2 separate regions of the Homo sapiens genome follow, and region 1 is linked to region 2. Evidence: chromatin contacts called from ENCODE Hi-C data. All regions are on one chromosome and are shown on one strand. Each heading gives the region's core, a stretch centred on a gene start or an enhancer-like site at or near the end of the contact. The rest is flanking DNA. Distances are from core to core; before and after follow the strand shown.

Evidence for each region. A loop is a pair of places that touch in the nucleus more often than their neighbours do. Pooled maps may share reads with other maps.
Region 1: a loop to region 2 is called in a pooled map, with 7 times the contacts of the local background. The contact joins two enhancer-like sites. A Hi-C loop is called at or near these places in 2 of 37 single-sample maps with no recorded cell type and 8 of 50 pooled maps.

The regions. Positions count from the first base shown.
Region 1 is chr6:11,730,914-11,734,488 of GRCh38, reverse strand. The region is part of intron 4 of ADTRP (androgen dependent TFPI regulating protein); the gene reads left to right. LOC124901258 (a long non-coding RNA gene) reads right to left here. Exons shown (of 2, transcript XR_007059452.1): 2 at 3,242-3,575. Among named protein-coding and RNA genes, the nearest start is that of ADTRP, 46 kb to the left of the region's middle. RefSeq lists enhancers at 1,732-1,821, 2,102-2,401. Within about 2 kb of position 2,193, at least 17 of the 41 ENCODE cell types and tissues checked have a DNase peak (open chromatin) inside an H3K27ac peak, as active enhancers do.
Region 2 is chr6:11,373,047-11,376,319 of GRCh38, reverse strand. It overlaps a transcript of NEDD9 not described here. Among named protein-coding and RNA genes, the nearest start is that of NEDD9, 140 kb to the right of the region's middle. Within about 2 kb of position 1,964, at least 4 of the 41 ENCODE cell types and tissues checked have a DNase peak (open chromatin) inside an H3K27ac peak, as active enhancers do.

The sequences.
Region 1 (3,575 bases), core at 944-3,443, 360 kb before region 2:
TAAATCTACCCCCAGACTCCAGTGCTCTATATTGTTCTTCAGCCTCTGAAGCCTTTACATTTTAACAAAGGGAATTTCAGAGAACGAGGCTTAAGCTTGGGTCCTACTGATAGTTGATGTCTGGAGCACTCTGTTGAAAAGGATTCTGAGGCATTACCAAGAAAAAGTTGTGTGATTATTTGGCAATGACTTTCAATAGCATGACAATGGACAGTGGTAAGATATATGCTATGTGTTTGCCATATCTGGCTTAATACAAAGGAATATATCCCTAAAGACAGAGTATCTGGGACCTGGATTGGGGTAAGAGTATAGACACATAAAGATTTTGTTGTTGTTGTTCTTGCATGTGTTGAAGAGAAGCAAAGTGGAATCTAGCTGATTATACACATGAATTTGTATGCTGTATTTTTTTTGGTGGTCTTTAACTTACTCTTTTATTGCCAAGTGTAAATCTGGTAGTTCATATATATGTTATTACCTTTTACTTACTAATGTCTTCTACCTAAGGACTTGTAAGTTGATTTTCAGTTCACATATCTGACCCTTGTTTTTCTTTTCCTTTTTGGGGATGAAGAAGATGAAAAGCACCTAAGGCCACTGCTGTTATTGGGGAAAATTGTAGTGGCTATAAAAATGAGTAGTAGAGGCCAGGAGGTTGGTTTGTCAGTACCTGGGCGGGTGTCCCCATGATGCAGGTAATTAGGATGTTGGAGAAAGAAATGCCACAGGATGGGAGCCAGGTACAAGTGCATCGTTATCCATTCAGTGGTTCACCAGCGCCAGGCACTGTGCTAAAATATGGAGGATACAGTGAAGTTCAGGAAACCTGCTACCTTTAGAGGCTGTCCGGGAAAGAGGAGCATAACAGACAGTGGGAGACAGGGTGATAGGACTGTAATAGGCATAAGCCCAGGATGCTATGGGCACACAGAGAGATGTGCAGGACTGGCTTCTTAAAGGGAAGCACTGTCTAAGCTGAGGCCCAAGGAATGAATAAGAATAGGTCAAAAGAGACATGGAAAAGACCTTCAGGCAGAAAAAACAGCATCTGCAAAGGGCTGGAGGAGCTGAGGGTATGGCTGAATTGGAGGACAGGGTAAAGCCAGGTCGTAAATCCACATTAGTGCGTTTGGACTTTTAAACCAAGTGCTTTTCTGTAGAAAAGTGTTATAATCAGAGGAATGAAATGATGTGGTTTATGTAAGAAAGCTGATTAGAAAGATGATTCTGGCTGAAGTGTGGACATTAGACTGAAGAGGAACAAGACAGGTAGACCAGTTGGTGGCATTGCTGGTAACTCAGGGGAGTTGATGTTAGCCAACTGATGATAACATCAGTCAATCCACAAATAAAATCAGAGAGTGTGAACAATGGGAGGTGACTTAGAGATGACTTAGCATTGGAAAACTAAATCTCCAGTAGGGTAGATGACATGCCCATGGTCATATGGCAGAGGTGGGGTAGAGATGCAAAGCTGGTACTTGAGCCAACTAAAACTGAGGTCTCCTCTCTCCAAATCCAGTTGTCTTTCCACTGTGTTTACATGGCCAGGTATTTGTTCAATTCCCAGTGTGTGCAAAACCATTCAGCTAAATGCTGGATGGATGGGCATGCACAAAGCTTGACCTAGCTCTGCACTTTGAAATCTTTCACGTGTTGTTCCCAGCTCTATGTGCTTGGATTAGACATTAAAGTACTGGTAATGAAGGGAGTGGAGGGAAGGGATGGAGACCTGTCACCAGCAGGAACGTGACTGGGTGAGCCCCAGTGCCCAGTGGGGAGCTGAGGTGGTTTGGGATTTCGTCCTTCATGAAAAATGCTAAGTTGGTATTTGGTCCACTAAGCCCCATTTTTGCTAGAACAAATCAAATATAGACACTTAAAGGAGGGTGTTTGATGTGATCCTGTTGATGGAAGCATCTCTATTTCTGCTCACGCCCTGGTTAGAGGAGCTCAGACTCTTTGGTGCCTGCCAACCCCACCCTTACGCAGTTTCCAGGGCCCCTGGCTCCTCACAGCCACAGATGGCCATGAAGTTCTACAAACTGCAGACACCCATGGAGACGTTTTAGGGAAGTGGCTATGGGCCCACTGTCAGATGTGCCAGTTTGGACAGTCAAATGGGGAAATGGCATAACACGAATGAGGTAAAGAGCATGGGCTCGGGCCAGAGGGAGCGTGAGAAACGAACATGAGTCAGGAAAACGGCACTGAAGCTGAGCTGGAGAAGCATTTCACCGCCGAAACCATGTTCAAATGACCTAAAAATAGTTCCTGAGACCGTGGGGACCGCCTTACATGTGGTGGTTGCTTTTAGTTATTTTTCAGATTGCAAAATTGAAGAGCTCTCCCCTAAGTGGGAAAATAAAGCTTTGCAAAATAGTAATGACTGCAAAGCTTTCATTTCCTTTGGAAAGCATTAGTCACCTTTAAATATGGTAGCTCACTTATTTCTCCCTTCTCTCCTACCCCAAAACACCTCACCTAGTTCTCCCTGAGGCAGTGGTGAGGAGCAAAAAAATAGAAATGTTCCTTCTGCTGGTTTTTATTCTTTCTTTTATTGAATAAATATTTTCCCTAACACATGGTTGGTCCTGCCCAGAAAAGCAATGTTATATCAGGCCAAGCTTCAGCCTGCAGGGGGTTTATCCTTAATAAGTGGAGATGACCCATGCATACAAATTATAAGTGCAGAAGATGGAAAGTGGTAAAACCTCATAAAAAAAACACAAGGAGCCACAGAAAAGGAAGAGTTTGCATCCAGCTGAGCGGTGTGGGAAGGGCACTGTGGAAGGCATGCATTGGATCTGAGCCCTGAAGGACCGGCAGGATTGGAGCTAGAAAAAATGAGAGAAGGTAAACAAAAGGAGCACAGTCCCAAGGCCAGGAGAGTGCAGAAAGCGTGAGAGCAAGGGTCAGTAATTCTCTTTGCTGGACCTGTTTGTGAAAGAGACTAATGAGAAATATCCCTGGAACTACCCACTCATGAAGGCTTGCAGATGGCAGACTAGAGGATGTTGGACATAGTATAGAAAATGGGAGCATTTGTTGTTGCTGTTGTTTGTTTGTTTGTTTGGAGTGGAAGCAAGGGTGAGCAGTATTTGTAACTTGGCCAGCAAATTATGCTTTAAAATGTCATTCTTGACAATAGTGCTTCAAATAAGTTGGAGTGACAAGAGATGGGAAACAAAATAAAATATAAACCAATATAAAAATAAAAACTAGCCAGCACATTATGTACTTTGATCACAATGTCTTAGTTTTTATGTATGGTTATTTCACAGTTCCAGTGATATCCCCAAGCACCCTTCTGCCTTGGAGGTCTTGGTCCAGTTTTCCAAGGAGTTCCAATAATCTGCTGAGTGCTCACACATGCCCCTGTCGTGCACTGCACAACCCATGCTGCACACTGTTCTGAGCATTGTTCTTACACACAGATAGCAAAACTGTAATCCCCACTGGGTCCAACATCCCCACCTGGCACAGTGTTAAGGGTTAGCACACCATGCCCACTGCTGATGCCAACAGTGTCATTTACCCATCAGCCCCCTGTGTTGGTAGAATTAACAATG
Region 2 (3,273 bases), core at 715-3,214:
TCCTGTCTTTTTCTGAGTCCTTTAAACTCTTCCAGCCTCTCCCTTACCCCGTTCCAAAGTCACTTCCACATTTTCAGTTATCTTTATAGCAATGCTCCACTTCTCAGTACCAATTTTCAATTTTCTGTGTTAGTCCGTTTTGCATCACTATAAAGAAATACCCAAGGCTGGGTAATTTATAAAGAAAAAAAGTGGGGACCGGGCACGGTGGCTCACGCCAGTAATCCCAGCACTTTGGGAGGCCGAGACGGGCGGATCACGAGGTCAGGAGATCGAGACCACCCTGGCTAACACAGTGAAAGCCCGTCTCTACTAAAAATACAAAAAATTAGCTGGGTGTGGTGACGGGCGCCTGTAGTCCCAGCTACTCAGGAGGCTAAGGCAGGAGAATGGCATGAACCCGGGAGGCGGAGCTTGCAGTGAGCCGAGATCACGCCACTGCACTCCAGCCTGAGTGATAGAGTGAGACTCCGTCTCAAAAAAAAGAAAGAAAAAAGAAAAAAGGGTTGATTGACTTATGGTTCTGCAGGGTATACAGAAAGCATGGTGCTGGCATCTGCTTCGGGTGAGGCCTCAGGAAGGTTACAATCATGGCGGAAGGAGGAGCCAGCATATGACATGGCAAGAGAGAGAGAAAAGGACAGAAGGGAGAGGTCCCAGAGTCCTTTAAACAACCAGATCTTGGGTGCGTTAACTGAGTGAAAACTCACTCACCATCAAAGGGACAGCACTAAGCCACTCATGAGGGATCTGCCCCCATAATCCAATACCTCCTACTAGGCCCCACCTCTAACACTGTGGATCACATTTCAGCGTGAGATTTGGAGGAGACAAACATCCAAATTATATCACCTACCACAAAAGGAACTATTGTCTTAAAATTTTGTTAGTCATTCCCTTACTTTACTTTTTGATTGGCCTCCTAGGTCTAAGTGTATGCATAGACATATATGCATAGGTATATATACAATTTGCATATAGTCAATTTCTGCCTGTTTGGGAACTGTAAGTAAATATAATCATACATAAGCATTCTTCCAAGACTTGCTCTAGGGTCAACATGATATTTCTGAGTGTTATCCATGTTGATGCCAAGAGATGTTGATAATTCATTTTCACAGCTGTATAGTATCCTATTGCATGAATGTATGACAGTCTATCATTTCTATCAGTTGGCAGTGCTAAGTCATTGACAAAAATGATGGTTCAGAGTTAGGATTTCAAGAAGGCACAATTGCCACCAAATTTATCCCTGTTTCATGCACAAACTACTTGAGCAGAGAAGTGAAAATTTTGCCTCAAGTTAGAAGCAGGTTTTAGCTAGGGGACATCAAAGGAGGGAAGGGGTCTTAAATGGGAGAGGAAGAAAGGGCTAAAGTGACTCCCCAAGATTAAAAAATAAAAACAAAAAGAAAAAAAAGAATCTTCCTGGACAGACAATTTGTGACTGGGCTAGCCCATGCTGATTGTGGGCAAATTAAGGCTTTCACTCTCACTGTCACTTCCCCTCCAGATAAGCCCTTGGGGAAAAGTTCTATATGAATACTTAATTTACAAAAGTATTGTTCCCCAGACCAGCAGATTGGGTTCCATGAAGGTCCATCACTTTGCTTGATCCTGAAGAGAACCAAATTTCATATAGTGCTCATCTATAAGCTTCCTATTGATGTATTTTTTATATTCACCTTTTTCTATAGCATATGCGACTATGCAGCTACCACACAGTTATCAAATAGTAGTGTCCATGAACCTTTAGTAACCTTTGACTAGTTTCCATGACTCTGAAATTCCCCACCCACAGCTTCACTTGTAAAGAGTGGAAATATTTAGAGGAAGTGAGACTATCAGCAGCTCAGCCTCACCATGGGAAGCATTTTCTCCTCAAAGCACAGTAGTATGCTGGTGCCTTCTGTCACACTATCAGGACATGGCTTTAGCAAGTACAGTGTCCTCTCAGCACCTGTTCCTCATGCAGGTGCTTTGCATCATATAATCGTCGAAACATTAAGGAAGTAATGCTCTTTGTCACTCCACCGGAGTGGAGAAGTTAAAGTCAAGAGTGTACTTCAGGGGTTGTATCACTGGTTTGGCTTTAGTAGTTGTGAGGTCTTGATGGGTGAGAGTGATCCCTGGCAAATGACATATATTGATTGATTCATTGAGTGAGCAAAGGAGTAAGGTGGGTGTATTAGGGTTCTCCAGACAAACAGAACCAATGGAATGTGTGTGTGTATATATATACATATATATATAGAGAGAGAGAGAGAGAGAGAGATTTATTTTATGAAGTTGGTTCACACAATTATGGAGACTGGCAAGTCCAAAATCAGCAAGGCAGGCTGGCAAGCTGGAGATCAGGGAAGAACTGACATTGCTACTTGAGTCCGAAGGCACTCTGCTAGCTGAATTCCTTCTTGCTCTGTGGATGTCGCTCTTTTTTCTATTAAGGCCTTCAACTGATTGGAGGCCCACCTACATTATGGAAGGTCATTTGTTTTGCTCAAAGCCTACTCATTTAAATGTTAATCTTTTAAAGAAGATAGCTTTGCAGTGACATCCAGAAGAATGTTTGATCAATATCTAGGTACCTTGGCTTAGCCAAGTTAACACGTAAAATTAACCATCTCAGATACTGTATCCATTTCAGAAAATAATTTAGTAGATATTAATATTTATTGAACATCTGTTAAGGACTCTGTATGGGCCAGGCACCATATTAGGTGCTGGGGATTCAGCAGGAAAGCCAGCCAGACAAAATCCCTATTTTCAAGAAGCTTACATATGGAAGGGTGGAGGTTTGAGTAATTAAAACACTCGCAGTAGTTTTCATGCCTTCAAGAAGCACTGCAGATACAACTCAAGTCAATCAAATCCATTCTCCCATATACATATGGTATTGGGGTATAGTGAAAAGAGGAACAGAGGTTCTGACTTCCTGGACTTTGTCTTCTACTGAGGACCTCAGGTCTAAATTATATGATGACCATAGACACATTTTAACAATTATATACAACATGTTATTCATTATGTAGCTTTCAAAAGCACATATAATTCAGTTATAAAGGATGATGAAAATTAACAAATTGCATACAATTGTATTAAAAATAAAGTGACAAAGGTATTTTGTACATGATTATTTCATTTTCTTCATGAGTTTTTTTTTTTTAATTTTTATGGCAAAACAGTTCAAGGAACCACTTAACGAAGGTGTTTGATTTCAAAAGAATTGATTTGGGAAGACAGAACTGCTTGATGATGTCTGTTTCTTTGTTA